Regions from separate parts of the Homo sapiens genome. Here region 1 is linked to region 2. A link is an interaction called in ENCODE POLR2A ChIA-PET data of the cell type or tissue named here. Cell type or tissue: PC-9. All regions are shown on one strand.

What was found. ChIA-PET counts read pairs that join two places held together with the same protein. Peaks named below come from ENCODE experiments on the same cell type or tissue, not always from the same donor. Only the 100,000 strongest peaks of a DNase experiment are listed, where the experiment ranks them.
Region 1: POLR2A ChIA-PET joins it to region 2 with 13 read pairs; 3 of 35 experiments call an interaction of 5 or more read pairs at or near these places.

What each region holds. Positions count from the first base shown.
Region 1 is chr16:4,463,223-4,465,722 of GRCh38, forward strand. It overlaps NMRAL1 (NmrA like redox sensor 1), which reads right to left. Exons shown (of 6, transcript NM_020677.6): 5 at 438-628. Among named protein-coding and RNA genes, the nearest start is that of NMRAL1, 10 kb to the right of the region's middle. In PC-9, no CTCF peak of the experiment used is centred here; a DNase peak (open chromatin) is centred at 1,229; H3K27ac peaks cover 2,500 bases.
Region 2 is chr16:3,023,126-3,025,625 of GRCh38, forward strand. HCFC1R1 (host cell factor C1 regulator 1) reads right to left here and starts at 817. Exons shown (of 4, transcript NM_017885.4): 1 at 722-817; 2 at 349-405; 3 at 108-236. The coding sequence starts at 816. THOC6 (THO complex subunit 6) reads left to right here and starts at 910. Exons shown (of 13, transcript NM_024339.5): 1 at 910-1,240. The coding sequence starts at 1,202. RefSeq lists enhancers at 163-262, 245-889, 890-1,533, 923-1,232 and a silencer at 653-852. In PC-9, no CTCF peak of the experiment used is centred here; DNase peaks (open chromatin) are centred at 356 and 1,186; H3K4me3 peaks cover 1,808 bases; H3K27ac peaks cover 1,554 bases.

The sequences.
Region 1 (2,500 bases), 1.4 Mb after region 2:
CAAGAGTCTGTCCAGTAGGCCTCCTGCCCACCCAGCCAGGCCAATGGGGGCAGGGGTCGGCCCTATCTTTCTAGCCTCTTTCCCTTTAAATCCCCTCCCACAGGGGAGGGGTCGGGTCTATCTTTCCAGACTCTTTTCTCTTCAAATTCCCTCCCACAGAGGAGCCCGGCAGGGCCTGCATTTTCACCCCTCCTTGCCTTGGCTCCTATGGCCCTCTCCTCCTGGAAGCTTTTCTCTCTATTTGGTCAAAACATCTAAGCCAGAAATTTCACTCTGTGGCCAGTTAGCTCCTGGAACAGCAGAAAATAAACGTTGACGATGAACGAATGAATTTAGATGTACTGCCCAGAGGTGTGGGCAGCCCTGGACACACCCTCCCTACGGGAGCTAGAAAGCCCTGACAAGGATGCCTGAGTCACCTGGGGCGGGAGGCCCACCTTGGCATCGTGCACGACCTTGCGGGTGTGCTTGGTGAGCAGGGCAGCGTACTCCTCGGCCGTGTGCCTGCAAGTGCTCAGCCCGATGTTCTGGCCGACGTATTTTTCTGGCATCTTCAAAAGGCTGAGCACCACAGGACCCAGGTCAGACACGGACATGCCATCCATGGGAACGTCACCTGTGGGCAAGCCTGTGGGGCAGAGACGTGAGCTGGTATATGTCCCGAGGGCAGACAGGGGCAGGGACAGAGCCCCTCTCCAAAGGGTCCAAGCTGGTTCTTCCCAGCAGTCAGCTGCACACTCCAGCACTCGGGCATAGCTAAGACAAGTCTTGCTATTTGTGGTAGCACAGAGGCAGCAGTGGAATTGAGTCAGGAAACGGGATGGAATCCGGGTACTGCCACCTAGGGCAGGCTGTTGAGGCTCTCTGAGCCTGGGTTGCTGCATTCCTAGAATGGGGCTAAGAACCTGGGCCTGCCCAGCTCTCTCAGCGCTAGGATGACAGAGAAGGGACAAAGGAAAAGGACTCTGAAAGCTGCTACAGAGAGTGTGGCTGGAGCCCAGGGTCTCCGCTAATCTGGAGGCACCAGCCTGAAGTACTCTGTCATATCCTAGATTCCTGGAAGCTGGAACGTCCACCTCTGAGTAGATACTCCAAATACCAACTCACTTACCAGGAATCCTGATTAACCAGACACCAACGGCTGGCCTAGAGCAGCACGTCCATGATAAATGCTTCATAAATCCTGAATGAATGAATGACTCGCAAACTTCCAGGCTGAGGTTTTGTAGATGGGGAGGCTGGCAACTGTCTGGGTGTGGCCTGTGGAATGCTTGGGTCCTATCCTCCTTACCTAGAGACAGGGGCCAGTGCAGCTTCCTGTTCAGATCACCTGGGAGCTCGAGGGCACAGAGCGCACAGACCGGAGCAGGAGATATCCCTGACTGCAGGTTTTTTTTTTTTTTTTTTTTTGAGATGGAGTCTCGCTCTGTCGCCCAGGCTGGAGTGCAGTGGCGCAATCTTGGCTCACCACAAGCTCCACCTCCCGGGTTCACACCATTCTCCTGCCTCAGCCTCCCGAGTAGCTGGGACTACAGGCGCCTGCCGCCACACCCGGCTAAGTTTTTGTATTTTTAGTAGAGACAGGGGTTTCACCAAGTTAGCCATGATGGTCTCGATCTCCTGAACCTCGTGATCCGCCCTCCTCGGCCTCCCAAAGTGCTGGGATTACAGGCGTAAGCCACCGTGCCCGGCCTTTTTTTTTTGAGACGGGGTCTTGCTCTGTCACCCAGGCTGGAGTGCAGTGCCACGATCTCGGCTCACTGCAACCTCTGCCTCCTGGGTTCAAGCGATTCTTCTGCCTCAGCCTCCCGAGTAGCTGGGATTACAGGCGTGCACCACCACGCCAGGCTGGCTAATTTTTGTATTTTTAGTAGAGATGGGGTTTCACACCATGCTGGCCAGGCTGGTCTCAAACTCCTGAACTGGTGGTCTGCCCACCTCGGCTTCCCAAAGTGCTGGGATTACAGGCGTAAGCCACTGCGCCTGGCCAGCTTTGCAAACTATAATAAATGGTGGTACCAAAGGGCTACTGTTACCACCAGACTTGGCCCGCCAGGTGAGCAGGACTCCCATGGGCTGGGCCCTTATGCGAGGGTGACCTGGCATTCAACCAGAGGGTAAGGAGTGGCCAGCCAGAGGCACCAACCCCTCCTGCCCTGATCACTGAGTGACCAGCAGGACACAGGTTGGGTGAGCCTTGTTCCCAGCCAGGGCCAGTGCACCTAACCTGTTTATAGCCCCAATGGGCACTGAGAAGAAAGAGCTTTCCTAGTTTGTGAAATCTGCAACTGAACTTCATTTTCCAAATCCTCTCCTCGTCTTTGGTTTTTTTGTTTTGTTTTGTTTTGTTTTGTTTGTTTTGAGACGGAGTGTTGCTCTTGTCGCCTAGGCTAGAGTGCAGTGGCACAATCTCAGCTCACTGCAACCTCCACCTCCTGGGTTCAAGCGATTCCCCTGCCTCAGCCTCCCTAGTAGCTGCCAGTACAGGTGGGTGGCACCA
Region 2 (2,500 bases):
CCCAGAGGTCAGCTAGAGCTAAAAATGGCACGATGAGGCAGGGCCTGAGGTCAGCTGTGAGGACCGCCTGTGATTCTGCAGAAGGCCTGGCCAGTGGAGGAACCTACCTGAGTGGGGGCAGGGCTGGGGAGAAGGTCATGGGGGGGCTGCAGTAGGGGTGGTCATTGTGCAGGCTGAGTTGAGAGAAGTGGGTGGCCATGTTCTCCTCAGACAGAAACTGCTTGCGCAGAGGCTCCCTGGGGAGAGATGGCAGAGAGGCAGGCTGGGATACTGACACAGGAGGCAGCCTGTTGGGGACCAGAGGTGACAGAGATCTTGTTGGGAGTCCCTCCCTGCCCCCAAACTCACTGCTCCTCCTCCAGGCGCCGCTTGGTGCTCATGGGCACAGCTCCTCGGAGAGGGGAGCTGGGAAAAAAAGAGAGCCTGGTGCACCCCACCCTCTTGGCCCCTTCCCAAGGATCTGCCCGCCTAAGCCTGCAGCATCAGCCAGGAGCCCCAAGCCCATTCCTGTCTCAGCTGGTGCCGGTCCCCGCTCTCCTGGACCATCCAGCAGGGTACCTCGGAAGTCTCGACCCTCAGCCGCAGCCCCAGTCCCATCTCAGCTCACGCCTAAGCCCCGCCGATTCGCCCCACCCCGTATTCATCCTGCAGACCAGTCCTGAGCACCCAGCCAAAGCTCCTGCGGCCCTTGGTCAGGCCCACCCTGGTCCCCTACACGCACCTGGCGTCCAGGCCCCAAGTCACCCCCAAGGCGGCCCGCGGGAGGCGCTGGGCCCCTCCCTGGGGGCCTCGCTGCAAGGGCTGCTGCAGGATCATTGGGTTTTGGGGTCCTGCGGGTGGGATCTGGGCGACAGGGGAGGAGTCTCTGAGGGCGTGGCCAAGAGAGGATGGGCGTGGCTTTAGGCGGGCACAGCCGCGAGGTTCTGCGCGGGCGCGGAAGACGGGCGGCGCGTGGCGGAAGGCAGGCTTGCTCCTCGGGGTGGGGGAGGGTATCCGGCTTAAGGGGGCTGCGGTGGACACCACTTCTTAATGTCGGGGGTCTTCGCGGCGCTCACCTCGGCTCCTAGGGTTCGGGACGGTACGCACCAGCCACCTTCGCGCCGAAGGCGGTAGGGCGCCACGGAGAGGAACCGCTCTAGGCACGTAAGGCCTCGTGAGGTTGCGTCGCGCGCGGAGCACTCTGGGACTTGTAGTTCTGGAGATGGAGCGAGCTGTGCCGCTCGCGGTGCCTCTGGGTCAGGTGAGACGGACGTGGTGCGCGTTGCCTTCTGGGGTTTGTAGTTCACGCATGGCTGGGACGGGGCGGGCAGGGAATCGTGCCCTGAGCCCTGTTTTGCCTGGGCTATTTGTGGGACTCAGACTCTGACCAGGGGGGCGGGATAGTAACCCAGAAGTGCTTCAGGGGCTTAACGCAAGTCAGAGAGTAGGAATTATAAATCAGTACGTTTTTCTATGTTGGGGTAGTAGAGGTACTTTTTTTTTTTTTTTAATTTTCTAGTTCTTGCAAAGCACTTTTTTTTTTTTTTTGAGACAGAGTCTCACTCTGTCACCTAGGCTAGAGTGCAGTGGCGCGATCTCAGCTCACTGCAACCTCCGCCTCCCAGGTTCAAGCGATTCTCCTGCCTCAGCCCTCCAAGTAGCTGGGACTATAGGCGTGTGCCACCATGCCCAGCTAATTTTCGTGTTTTTAGTAGAGACAGGGTTTCACCATGTTGACCAGGCTGGTCTCGAACTCCTGACCTCAGGTAATCTGCCTGCCTTGGCTTCTCAAAGTGCTAGGATTACAGGTGTGAGCCACCACGCCCGGCCAAATTTTTTTTTTTTTTTTTTTTTTGAGATGGAATTTCACTCTTGTTGCCCAAGCTGGAGTGCAGTGGCTCCATCTGGGTTCACCGCAACCTCCGCCTCCCAGATTCAAGCAATTCTCCTGCCTCAGCCTCCTGAGTAGCTGAGATTACAGGCATGCGCCACCACTCCCAGCTAATTTTGCATTTTTAGCAGAGACAGGGTTTCTCCATGTTGGTCAGGCTGGTCTTGAACTCCTGACCTCAGGTGGTCCACCTGCCTTGGCCTGCCAAAGTGCTGGGATTACAGGCGTGAGCCACTGCGCCCGGCCCCACATTTTTAAATTTTTTTTGAGACAGAGTCTCACTATGTTGCCCAGGCTGCTCTCAAACTCCTGGCCTCCCAGAGCGCTGGATTACAGGCATGAACCACCACACCCGGCTTAAGCACTGAGTGACAGCCCCATGTAAAGCTCTTGTCTATACACTAGCTCATCTAATTGTGATGGAATCTTCTGTGAGCTCCATTTGTCAGTTGAGGAAGCTGGCAGGAGAGGCCTGGGTGCTTGCTCAGAGGTCCCTGAGGCATCACCTCAACTCTCCCCTTCTTCAGTGTCTTCTTGGAGCCACCCATGGGACTGCATGGGCAGGTGCTGGCTTGGGGCGGGGCCGCCTCAAAAGAAGGCTGAGAAGTCAGGACAGTGGGAGGCCTGGCA